2 separate regions of the Homo sapiens genome follow, and region 2 is linked to region 1. The links are chromatin contacts, found by Hi-C or POLR2A ChIA-PET in ENCODE. All regions are on one chromosome and are shown on one strand. Each heading gives the region's core, a stretch centred on a gene start or an enhancer-like site at or near the end of the contact. The rest is flanking DNA. Distances are from core to core; before and after follow the strand shown. Region 1 has its middle 110 kb from the start of C16orf95. Region 2 has its middle 76 kb from the start of C16orf95.

Region 1 (6,555 bases), core at 1,555-4,054:
ACCACCATCACCATTGCCATCACCATTACCACCATCATCACCATCACTATCATCACCACCATCAGCACCATCACCATCACCACCATCATCATCACCATCACTATCATCACCACCATCATCACCATCAGTGACACCACCGTCATCACCATCACCATCATCACCATTGTCATCACCATCACCACCATCATCACCATCACCATGATCATACCGTCATCATCATCACCATCATCACTGTCACCACCATCACCATAATCACTATCATCATCTCCATGATGCAAGTTTTGCATATTTCTGCAAACATACATGTATTTTAATTCTCTGCTCCTTTGCTCAGGTGAACTCTCTTCACCTGGGAGGTGGTAGAAGGAGTGAGTATGAGCTGGGGCTCTGGGATTAGGTTGCCCAGGTTCATGTATGAGGTATTAACTGTAACTCCTGGACAAGTGGTTTAGCTTTCCCAAGACTTGTTCATACAATGGAAATGAAACCAGGCTTGCAGTACAGATATTGACTCACAATTTCTTTATTTTATTTTATTTTATTTTATCTTATTTTATTTTATTATACTTTCAGTTCTGGGGTACATGTGCAGAATGTGCAGGTTTGTTACATAGGCAGACATGTGCCACGGTGGTTTGCTGCACCCATAAACCCATCACCTACATTAGGTATTTCTCCTAATGCTATCCCTCCCCCAAGCCCCAACCCCCCGACAGGCCCCGGTGTGTGATGAGTCCTGCCCCGCGATGTCCATGTGTTCTCATTGTTCAGCTCCCACTTATGAGTGAGAACATGCAGTGCTTCCTTTTCTGTTCTTGTGTTAGTTTGCTGAGAATGATGATTTCCAGCTTCATCCATGTCCCTGCAAAGGACATGAACTCATCCTTTTTTATGGCTGCATAGTAGTCCATGGTATATAAGTGCCACATTTTCTTTATCCAGTCTATCACTGATGGGCATTTGGGTTGGTTCCAAGTCTTTGCTATTGTGAACAGTGCTGCAATAAACATACGTGTGCATATGTCTTTATGGATTTATAATCCTTTGGGTATATACCCAGTAATGGGATTGCTGGGTCAAATGGTATTTCTAGTTCTAGATCCTTGAGGAATCACCACACTGTCTTCCACAATGGTTGAACTAATTTACACTCCCACCAACAGTGTAAAAGCGTTCCTATTTCTCCACATCCTCTCCAGCATCTGTTGTTTCCTGACTTTTTAATGATCACCATTCTAACTGACAAAAAATGTCACATTTCTTTATATCCCTATAACAAAATTCAATCTGCTCTGAGCCTTTCACCTTGACTCACAGTTTCTAAGTCAGGTGTGCACAAATGTGTTTTTCCTTAATGGTAAATAATTAAACTGAACTCTTGAGGTTCCATTTTCACTCAGAGCTGTGAGACCAAATCTTTCTGTTCCAAGGACTTCAGTCATATCTGGTTGAAAATTCTGTGTCTTTTTTGGGTGGGGGTCAGTTTTTTTTCTGCACCCTTTCTCCTTCTCTTTTTGCTGGGGGATGTAAGTTCCTGCAGGGCTTATGCATCCTTCTAGCATGCAGGATGGGACCCCTGGTTTGTGTCTTTCTCTGTCCTTGTTGGTGTTTCCTAAATGTAATTGCTGAGGAGGTATTTTAAAAATTGAGGCGACATTCATATAAGTGTACAAAATTAGCCATTTTAAAGCACTCAATTTGGTGGATTTAGTACATTCACAGTGTCCCCCAGGACTTTGGTGACGCCCTTCCACATCAGGGTGGAGGAAGCAGTTGCTTCTGACTTAAGCGTCACTCTCTTTTCCTGACCTCTTGAGCAGTCACTAATTGGGGGTGGTACCACCCAAGGGCTGTTTGGAAATGCACAGGATGGTTTTGGTTGTCATAGTGACTGGAGGAGCTGCTGCATCTAGGCCCTGAGCCCAGGAGGGCAAACTGTCCTGCCACGAGTGTGGCAGCTCTGCAGGGTCAAGAACCATCTGGTGATGGCAGAGGTGCCTGGTAGAAACAATGTGGAATTTTATCTATAATGTCTGCCCTTTGCAGCAGACATCCACCCCTACCCCCACCACCGCAGGGTTCAACAGTGCCCTGGCCGAGAACTTGCAGTCTTCAGAAACAAAGCAGCCGCAAGACCTCTGGTCAGGCTCACGTTTCCCAGTCCCGTTAGAACTTCTCCTCTGCTGGCTTTTGCTGGCGTTTCTCCTCCATGCTGTTCAGATTCCTCAGGCTGTATAATTATTACCTCATTTGGAGGTTCAGGATCCAATTGTCTGAGCAAGAGAATTATAGTTATGCAACTTCCAGCCAATATGCGAATTTTCTCCAGTTTGCAAGGGGAGGAGCTCTCCCCTTTCCCCAGACATCAGCCAGTGCAGCAGAGTCATTTTACAATCTGCTGGGCCTGACTCCCATGGTTTGGGGGACATTTCTGTTCATCAGCACTGGGTTTAAGGTGAGGGCCGGGGGGCCGGGGAGCTGTGATGCTAATCACTCTCTTCTGCTTACTTTGTTTTGTTTGTTTTAAAAATGACAGGAACATTGACTTTCTTTTTGTTGTACATGTTAACACATGTGTAGATTTGTGCAGCCCTCATCACAGTCAGGACGCAAAGCGGTTTCATCACTCCAAAAACTCCCTCGGGCCATCCCTGTGAAGTTCCACCCTCCCCTCATCACTCACTCTTGGCGCCCACTAATCAGTTCTTCATCACAAGAATTTTGTCTCTTCCAGAATGCCTTATGAATGGAACCCTAAGGGTATGGAACCTTTTGAGCCTCACTTCTTCCACTCAGCGTAAGGCCTCTGATCCAGCCAGGTCATTGTGTGTAATTCACACTGATTCATCCTTCTTCTCTTTCTGAGTAATATTTCATTGTTTGGACGTACGACATTCTGTTTATCCATTCACCAGTTGAAGGACATTTGGGTTCCTTCCAGTGTGGGGTGATTTCGAATAAAGCTGCTACAAACATTTGTGTGCAGGTTTGTGTGTGAACATTTGTCTTTATTTCTCTTGGGTAAATACCTCGGAGCGAGATTGCCGGGTCCTATGGTAGGTATATATTTAACTTTAAAAAAAACTGCCAAACTTTTCTAATGTGGCTGCACCATTTTACACTGTGAGCAGCATATGACTGTTCCTGTTTCTTCCTTTCTTCACTGGCACTTGGCATTGTTGCATTTTTCGTTTTAACTGTTTTAGTGAGTGTGCGATGGGGTGTCATCATGGTCTTAATTTGCAATTCCCTGACGTCTAATGAGGGAGACTTCTTATGTTCTTACTCATCATCCATGTATCTTCCTTGATGAAGCAGCTGTTAAAGTCTCTTGTCCATTTTGAATTGGGTTATTTTTCTTCCTGTTGAGTTTTTAAAAACGTCTTTGCATATAATGGACATATAATGAACTGCACATATTTAGATCATACAGTTTGGTGCTTTGACATATGTAGTCACCTATGAAGCCATCACAGCCGTTCAGACAGTGAACATGCCATCACCTCCAAAGTGTCCTGGTGCCCTTTTGTCTTCTCTCTCACTCTCCCCCCCACCTCCTTCCTGGGCAACTTTTTTTTTTTTTTTTTTTTTTTTTGAGTCAGAGTCTTGCTCTGTCACCCAGGCTAGAGTGCAGCGGTGCAAGCTCGGCTCACTGCAACCTCCGCTTCCCGGGCTCAAGTGATTCTCCTGCCTCAGCCTCCTGAGTAGCTGGGACTACAGGTGCCCGCCACCATGCCTGGCTAATTTTTGTATTTTTAATAGAGACGGGGTTTCACCGTGTTGGCCAGGCTGGTCTTGAACTCTTGAGCTCAGGCAGTCCTCCCGTCTCAGCCTCCCAAAGTGTTGGGATTACAGGTGTGAGCCACTGCACCTGGCCTAAACTTCTTTTCTTTATAAATTACCCAGTCTCACATATTTCTTTCATAGCAATGCAAGAATGGACTAGCACAGTAGTATTCCCTTATTACCCCTTTAGTGTCTGAGGGTCTCATTGAATACTTTCTTGAATTTCTAATACTGATAATATATGCTTCTATTTTTCCTTGCCACTCTTGCTAGAATTTTATTAATTATTTTGAGTCAGCTTTTTGTTTCATTGATTTTTCTCTATTATTTTTCTCTTTTCAATCTCATCGGTTTCTGCTTTTCTTATTGATTTCCTTTGGCTCGACTGGCTGATTTTGCTCTGCTATTTATAATTTCTGCTATTTATAATTTCTGAAGGTGGAAGCTCAGATGATCAGGCTAAGTCCTTTCTTCTTTTCTAATGTAAGCATTTGATGATATAAATTTGTCTGCCAGCACTTGCTTTAGCTGAATTCCACAAATTTTATATCTTGTAGTTTCACCCTCATTCAATTAAAAATATTTTCTAACTTCCCTCCAGAGTTTCTGTTTGACCCATGAATAATTTAGAAGTGTTTTGTTTAGTTTCCAAGGTTTTGGAAATTTTTTTGTTATTTTTCTGTAACTGACTTCTGTTTTAATTTCATTATTATCAGAGACCATACTTTGTATTATTACAACTGTAATTCTCTTAAATTACTTTAATTTTTTTTAATTAGTTGAGGTTTTGTGTTATGAACTAGAAAAACAGCTTTGTAATTTTGTTTGTTTGTTTGTTTGTTTTTTAGAGATAAGGTCTTGCTCTGTTGCCCAGGCTGGAGTGCAGTGGTGCGATCATAGCTCACTGCAGCCTCAATCTCCTGGGCTTAAGCTACCCTCCTGCTTCAGCCCCCTGAGTAGCTGGGACCACAAGCAAGCACTACCACACCTGGCTAACTTTTAAATTTTTTGTAGAGACAGGATCTCACTATATTGCCCAGGCTGGTCTCAAACTCCTGGCCTCAAGTGATCCTCCTGCCTTGGCCTCCTAAAGTACTGAGATTAGGCTGGGTGTGGTAATTCACACCTGTAATCCTGAGGCCCCTATCTCTACAAAACATTTAAAAACTAGCCAAATGTGTTGGTGTGTGCTTGTAGTCCCAGCTACTTGGGAGGCTGAGGCAGGATGATTGCTTCAGCCCAGAGGTCGAGGCTGCAGTGAGCCGAGATTGCGCCACTGCACTCCAGCCTGAGTGACAGAACAAGACCTTATCGCCTTTGTCTCAAAAGAAAAAAAGTATTGGAATTACAGGTGTGGGCTACCATGCCCAGCCTTTGTGAATGTTCTATGTGTACTCAAAGAGAAGGTTTTTCTTTTTCTTCCTTTTTTGCTGTTGTTGGTGTGGTGTAAATGTAAATGACATCCAGTTGCTTGATGGGGCCATTCTGTTCATTTTTATCTTTGCTGACTTCCTATTTGTTCTCTGAATTACCTAGAGAATAAGATTGAAGTCTCCAACTATAATTGATCATTTGTCTGTTTCTTCTTTTGGTCCTATCAATTTTTGCTTCATTATTTTCCTGTTACATTGTTTTTCTTTGGCTGCTTTCAGGATTGTTTCTTGGTCTTTGCTTTCAGCATTTTGACTCTGATGTGTCTAGGCATGGGTTTCTTTGAGTATACCCTTTTATGGGATTCACTGAACTTTTTGAATTTGGAGGTTTTGCTTTTTGACAAATTCGAGACATTTCTTTCCTCTGATGTTTTTCTACCCTGCATTCTCTTTTTTCTCCATCTAGAATTCCTGTGATGTGGACGTCAGGCGTCTGGTACAGGTGCTTCAGTCTCTGTTCATTTGTTTTTTTTCTGGTTTTAAAATTTTGCTTCTTTTTCCCTTTGTTATTCAGGTTGGACGATTTCTATTAATTTATCCTCACATTTAATGACTCATTGCTCTGTTATCTTGATTTTGTTATTGAGCCCATCTGGTGACTTTTAAAATTTTGATTATCATATTGTTTAGTTCTAACAGTTCAGTTTGGTTTTTCTGTATATCTTCTCTTTCTTTACTTACACTTTCTATCTTTCCATTTGCTTTACCAGTGTTTGCTCTTGCTTCTTGGAGTATTTCTATAATAACTGCTTCGAAGACTTTTCTGATACTTCCTTATTATTATTATTATTATTATTATTATTTTATTATTTTATTTTTATTTTTGTTTTTTCGAGACGTAGTCTCACTCTGTTGCCCAGGCTGGAGTGCAGTGGTGTGATCTCGGCTCACTGCAACCTCCGCTTCCTGGGTTCAAACTATTCTTCTGCCTCAGCCTCCCGAGTAGCTGGGATTACAGGTGCCTGCCACCATGTCTGTCTAATTTTTGTATTTCTAGTAGAGACAGAGTTTCACCATATTGGCCAGGCTGGTCTCATACTCCTGACCTCAAGTGATCTGCCCACCTCGGCCTCCCAAAGTGCTGGGATTACAGGCGGGAGCCACCATGCCTGGCTTTTTCTGATCATTGTAACACTGGTGTCATCTTGCTGTTGGGATTTGTTCCTTATCTTTACTTGTACAAGTTAAGATTTTCCTGTATTTTCATATGCTGAGTAATTTTGGTCTGTATCCTGGAATTTTGCATCCTATATTAGGAGGCTCTAGGTCTTGTTTAAATGCCATGGAGGATGCTGATAGTTTGGTTTCAGTGGTCAATCAAGGTGGTTGGATTCAG
Region 2 (6,555 bases), core at 2,596-5,095, 34 kb before region 1:
ACGATGACAACTTTGTGATTTTCTAAAGGACTGGCCATTAACGAACATATTGGATTTCTTTTGCCAGCTTTTTTATGTGTGTGTGCATGGGGGAGTTCTTTTTGTAATTACTTTTGAGTTTTCCTTGCATTTGGCTATCTAGAATTGAGGGATTTTGTCACTTATTTTGGTTTGAGATCTGAGATAACAAGTATTTATTTTTCATATTTATTCTTTATCCATTTTCAGAAAAAAATGAAAATGTTTTACTTAAAAATACAAGGCATAAAAAGCATTAACCCAGAATAAAAGGCAAGTGAGAAGAGAGTAAAGTGGCAAAGACAGAAACTACATTAAAACATCTAGACTGAGGAGGCTGGGTGCGGTGGCTCATGCCTGTAATCCCAGCACTTTGGGAGGCTGAGGCGGGTGGATCATGAGGTCAGGAGTTTGAGACCAGCCTGGCTAACATGGTGAAACCCTGTCTCTACTAAAAATACAAAAATTAGCCCAGCGTGGTGGCGTGCATCTGTAATCCCAGCTACTTCGGAGGCTGAGGCAGGAGAATTGCTTGAACCTGGGAGGTGGAGGTTGCAGTGAGCTGAGATCGCGCCATTGCACTCCAGCCTGGGTGACAAGAGCAAGACTCTGTCACAAAAACAAAAAAAAAAACAACAACAAAACAAAACAAAACAAAACAAACTGAGGAAAGCTATAGCAATTAAAGACAAAATTTAGCTTTGCGCTTCCTAGCAGCCAAAGCAAAGAGTAAAAGTAGGAAAATGTTGCTCTTGACATTAAATGCAGGGAAGCAAAAATCCAGAAGAGGGTGATAGTCTTGGGTTGCTTCACCAATTGAGAGCCCTCAATAGTTCCTGGAACCTTCTCGCTCCCAGTGTGAAAGGAATATTTTTGTGGCAGTTCAGAATCTTTTGCTAAAGTTCAAATGCAAGAGGCTGAAAGTTGTTGACCTAGGTAGTCATTTCTTGACCTAGGTAGTCATTTCTTGACCTAGGTAGTCAAGAAACGTTAAAATTTGCTGCCAAAAGTGTAGATGATGTTTGTTCCAGGAATTAAGAGTTGATAAAAACAAGCTTTACTAAGAGAGGGCTCAGGAGACGGGGAAGCAAAAAAACTCTGTGGGCAAAGAGGCCTTGATTTGAGTGGCAGCTCTGCGGATCATCTTTGTGTCGTAGGGTCAGCCCTGCAGCCGCTGTGAGCCTCAGCTTCTTCATATGCAAAATAAGAAAGTTCAACCACGCTCCTTTGAGATCTCAAATAGGACGATTCTATGCATGGGTCTATAATGAGCATCAGAAGGGAGCTTTTTGTTGTTGTTGTTCTCTGCAAACAGACTTGCTGAGGACACAACCCCCATATAGCAGCGACCGCCTTCAGACCTTTGTGTCCTGCTCCCTAGAAAGTAAAATGGCCTACTTTTTATACCTCTTGAAAGAAAAGTGATCTTTTCTCATCATGTGGAATTTCCCAACTGAATCACATTTCTGTGATCCGAGGTGCACACACTTGGCTGCAGGTGAAATAACCCCATGTATTCTCAGGCCCCAACACAGCGATCCCAAGCCTGGAAGCTTGCAAAGATACTTCTCCAAGAAACTGTCCCTGGGCAGAAACGTTGCCACTTTCATTGGGGGAAAAATGGTTTCAAATATTGGCTTTTGTTTTTATGGAAAATGGTGAAAAATTTGAGGGAAAACCACAAAATCCTTTGCTTTTATTGAAACCACAAAAATTGATTAAATTTTTATTCTAAAAAAACTGTTTTTTTGCTGAGCACTGAACTTTCTTCTTTGAAAGGCTCTACTTTCCTTTCCTTTTTTTTTTTTTTTTTTTTTTGGAAATATCTCCTGAGAGCCTAATGAAAGGTCTTTCTGTTAGCTTGGCTGAGCCGAGCCCAGGCGTTCCGAAGCTCAAAACAGAAGTGTAGTTTTTGTGCCCAAACACAGCCTTGTGGGGATGTCTTCATGCACAGACCTCCAGACGCTGCTGAACTCTTCCCAAGCCCCCAGTGGGGCAGGAGCCTGTGAGGCTGTGAGCATTGCCTGGACAGCACCTGGGGCACTCACTATTGATGGCAACCTCAACCAAATCGGCTGGTTTGTCTTGTTGGGCATTGCCGCTGCCTCCTGAATAAATGGAAAACCATGTGCACAGTTTCTGCCTTCGCTAGCGAGGGCCTCGCAAGCTGACTTCATGAATTAATTGGTCCCCTGCCTGGTGGCTGGCTCGGACTGTCCCTGGGCAGGAGACAAGCTGTCTGTCCAGGGTGAAATCTGTCTTTCACTGCGTCCACAGTGGACACATCGCTAGCTCAGCCAGGGCACTGCTATATTCACAAGACATTTAATCTTTCTTAATAAAGGAAGCTGGAAGTTCTTCTGTGCCACGGGAGAGGGAGTTGGTTTCTGGCCACCAGAACAGATTTGGTCTTAAGGCAAGTTGGGAGGTGCAGGAACCAGAGGCCTCTTGGGTATCTTTGTGGAGTGTGGGGGGTCTAAATCAGCTCAGAGGCAGTCATTCAGACCTGGTGTGCAGAAGGGCCTGTTCGTGACCCAGAGGTCTCCATCTGTGTAGTGTTCCATCTACCCTGTCTCTATTTACTGATGTGTACTTTACCAAAGGGACCTTCCATTCCCGGCGCCAGACCCTTGGGCATTTGTTCCAATTGCTCACCGTCTCCTCCTGGCAGGTTCATTTGTCCTTCTGGGTTGTGGCTTCCCCTTCTGTGAAATGGGGATCATGAGAGCCCCTGCCACGTAGATTTATTGTGAGAGGTGAATGGAGCCATGGCCGGCATGTAGTAAGTATTATGTGCTATTATTTTAATGTTCTAGAAATCATTATTCCTACCCTTCCTGTTGAATCCAAGTTTTATTTTATTTTACAACTGAAAAGACAGCAAAGCAATAAAATTCAAGACAGATTTGAAGAAATAATTATCAATAATCTCCTACTATCCTGGTGCAACAATCAGATTGAACTTTTGCATTTTGCCTTAATACCGTTACTACCAATCAAGATCACCATAGTGTTGGAGTAAGTGCCATCGAGTGAGAGCTCCAGGTAAGCCTGGTAGCACGCAGCCCACTCACTGGCCCCGATGCTGGGAGATGTTCACTCCCTTTCCAGATGAGAGACCAAAGGTTTGGAAAGTTGAGCCAACCCAATGTCAACAGGCAGAGGTTGCAAGAATGTGATCCCTGATTTCAAGCTCTCCTTGTTTAACCACAATGCTACACAACTTCTGTTCCTCGTATAAGAGTTTTAAACGAATTGGGTTGCATTGTTTACAAGAAAAATCAGGGAGTTTGAGTCTGAAGCATTATTCTGATGTCTTCAAAGGAGGTGCAGAGCTGGAGAAGATTCAGTCCCTTGTCCCTCTAGGAAAATCTTTCAATCTCACGGAGGTCCAGCGGGAACAGAGCCAAGAGCACACCAGCTCTGGTGGATGTCTGTCCCCCGGCCAGCCCTGCGCGCACTGGCCCCCGACGCCATATCCAGAGCCCATGTCCAAAGTCCAGGAAAACGCCCCAGACTGCTTCCCTCCTTTTCCTTCTCGAGGTCACAAACACTGAAATGATCCACGGATACTGGATCTTTCCACAAAAGCTCACCCCTTCCCCATTCTGTCCTGGATTATTATTTTTCAAAACACAGCCTGCCCATTTGTCCGGGTAAGAAGAGTGCCTTTACAGGCAAAAACTACTCTCCTGTTGGCTGACCTGTCATTTCATTCACTTTTGAATTTAATGTAAATATTGCACGATCACGGGCTTGGGCGCAGTTCAGAGCAAATCTCTCTTTTGCTTCCTTATCTGATTATCTTTCAAGAAAACACGTCATTGTTCAGATTCAAGAATAACAAGTTTCCCCACAGCCAGCTCCTCACCTCTTCATTTTTGTCTGTCCTGCTTAGAATCCTATAATTACAGAAACATGTCTGTCAGCGATTTGTGCATCTGATAATCAGATTTTCTCTCGTTCCCAGCTCTTCCTCCATCCTCACCCCACCCCAGCCCATTCTGCCACATCTGGAGCAGTCCCCTGCCACTCCATGCCCAACTGACTCCTCAACTGTTTCCAGATCACATCTGTCTTTCCCGGTACCGGCTTCCTGACACGCTGGATCATAAATGAGTCAGACCCTAAATTCTGGTCATCTTGAATTCCTCTCTCGATAGACGATAACTGTGGAACAGAGCTATTGCCTCATTTCTTCTGGTCTGGTTTGGCCATGCTAAACTATACAGCTTTCAAAAGGTAAAATCAAGGCTCTTATGCAAGTATCAAATGGACACATTTAAGAGATTTTACATACATCATTTATAAGTGATTGACACATGAAAGCTGACTCAAAGGATGTGAAGCACAGGCATGAGGAAATCAGGAAGAACCAAAATGAATTCCTGAATAGGCACACACCTAGTTTATGCCTCTAGGGCTGAAGATGTAATGCTTGGAACCAAGTTTTCTACAGGGTGAATTAATTGTATCTCCATAGGGCAGACGTAATTTGGATTCCTAGGGGTGAGACTCATGCGTGTTACTCTCTGTGTTCTATAATGTCCAGAGTGGCTGACCAGCCTGCTCCAGCAGCGCACAGCTCTGCAGAACCAGATGACCCCGCAGGGCTTGCTAGACAATTCTCAGCATTCCAATTCATATCACTGGAATCAATAAAATTAACTGATTGAAATATCCACCGATACTTGATTCGATATCATTGGAATAAATAAAATTAATTGATTGAAGAATCCTTTGATACTTGATCGAATATTATCCGAATCAACAAAATTAATAAAATTAATTGATATTAATTGAGAAATCATTCCAATTGATATCCAATAACCTTTTTTTTGCCCACTTCAAACTGTTTTATAATTTTTCTTCACAGTCATTTTCTGTTTAAATCTATTCTGAGTATTCAGTTGAAAGAACCGCAGTTTCCAAACCTCATTTTAGGAGAAGCTTAGGAGAACACAGGCAGGCAAGGGGGGTGGGAGGGAAGTCACTCGTTCCAGGTAAAAAATGACACTTTTGCTCAGGAATTTGCTGGCTCAAAACCTTCCATTGTCCCCTCCTCCTTGCATGATAATTTCAGATTCTTCGCATGGCATTTAAGCTTCTCCACAACCTGGACGTGATATGTGTTTGATCCTCAAATACATTTGTTAAAATAATACTGGCAATGGCAAAACTTAAAGATTATGAAACCACATGAAATGAAGAGTAAAAGGCTCCCTCACTTCTGAAATCTCAGCCTGGACACAAGAAAAAAGAATAACTGGTTAATAATCATTTATTCTTGACTGAGGGTTGACTTGAAGTTTATCTGAAAATCAACTTAATGCATTTCATACAAACACCCATTTCTTCCCAGAAGGAAGTTGTGAATGACATCAGTTCTTTCCCAGGCCAGGTTTGGGGCAATTTTCCATTGTTCTCTCTAGAAAATTTCTGATGTATAAAATCATATTTATGTTTACATCTGTACTTACATAGTTTAATACATAAATAATATCATTCTACTTGTACCATTTTTTTCAATACTTTTAAAAAATGTTAACAACGGATCCTGAGTATTGTTAGTTATAAAATATATTTAATATATCTTAGAGCTTTCTCTGTATCAGCACAGACAAAGCTACTCATTCTGGAATACAGAATATTCCACTGTTTAGAGGTTCTTTAATTTATTTATTCCTCACAAATTCTTCCAGCCTAATCTCCAACTATACGGTTTCTCCCATTGAAGCCAGATAAATTCATCGGCTTTCCTTAAAAACACCTCATCCAGGCCCGGCACTGTGCTCTTGCCTGCAATCCCAGCACTTTGGGAAGCCAAGGCAGGCGGATCACTTGAGGTCAGTAGTTTGAGACCAGGCTGGCCAACATGGTGAAACTTCATCTCTACTAAAAACACAAAATAATTAGCCAGGCATGGTGGTGTGTGCCTGTAATCCCAGGTACTTGGGAGGCTGAGGCAGGAGAATTGCTTGAACCTGGGAGGTGGAGGTTGCAGTTAGCAGAGATCACACCACTGCACTCTAGCCTGGGTGACAGAGCGAGACTTTGTCTCACAAAAACCAAAACCAAAACCAAAAAAAAAAAAACCCACCTTATCCATTCCTGTGAATCTATCTTTCCATCCAATATTATTCTGCCTAATAGTAACATTCAAGATGCAGGCTCTGTTACGAGCCCCAAGTTCCTGCGTTGAAGCCCTGACCCCAGTGCGATGGTATTAGGAGCTGGGGCCTTTGGGAGGCGATTAGGCTTAGATGAGATTATGAGGGCGGGGCCTTATAAGATACGCTAATCATGGGATTAGTTTCCTTATATCACAAGGACAAGACCAACACTTAATCTTTGTCTGTCTGGGGAGGTCACAGGGAGAAGGTAGCTTTCTGCAGGTCAGGCAGAAAGCCCTCATCAGGAGCCAAATCTGCTGGCACCTTGATCTTGGACTCTACAGTCTCCAGAACTATGAGAAATAATTCCTGTTGAAGTCACCCAAGCCATGGTATTTTGTTGTGGCAATTCAAGCTGACTACG

Evidence for each region. Hi-C counts contacts between places; a loop is a spot of excess contacts on that map. ChIA-PET counts read pairs that join two places held with the same protein, here RNA polymerase II (POLR2A). Pooled maps may share reads with other maps.
Region 2: a loop to region 1 is called in a map of PC-3, with 2.3 times the contacts of the local background. The contact joins two enhancer-like sites. A Hi-C loop is called at or near these places in 3 of 168 maps with a recorded cell type or tissue (MCF 10A, PC-3 and PC-9) and 6 of 50 pooled maps. POLR2A ChIA-PET finds 5 or more read pairs at or near these places in 8 of 52 experiments (BJ, GM12878, HepG2 and 5 more).

What each region holds. Positions count from the first base shown.
Region 1 is chr16:87,203,465-87,210,019 of GRCh38, reverse strand. No RefSeq gene overlaps it. Among named protein-coding and RNA genes, the nearest start is that of C16orf95, 110 kb to the left of the region's middle. Within about 2 kb of position 2,804, at least 8 of the 41 ENCODE cell types and tissues checked have a DNase peak (open chromatin) inside an H3K27ac peak, as active enhancers do; they include PC-3 and PC-9, where a contact is called at or near this core.
Region 2 is chr16:87,238,246-87,244,800 of GRCh38, reverse strand. No RefSeq gene overlaps it. Among named protein-coding and RNA genes, the nearest start is that of C16orf95, 76 kb to the left of the region's middle. RefSeq lists an enhancer at 2,053-2,554. Within about 2 kb of position 3,845, at least 2 of the 41 ENCODE cell types and tissues checked have a DNase peak (open chromatin) inside an H3K27ac peak, as active enhancers do; they include PC-3 and PC-9, where a contact is called at or near this core.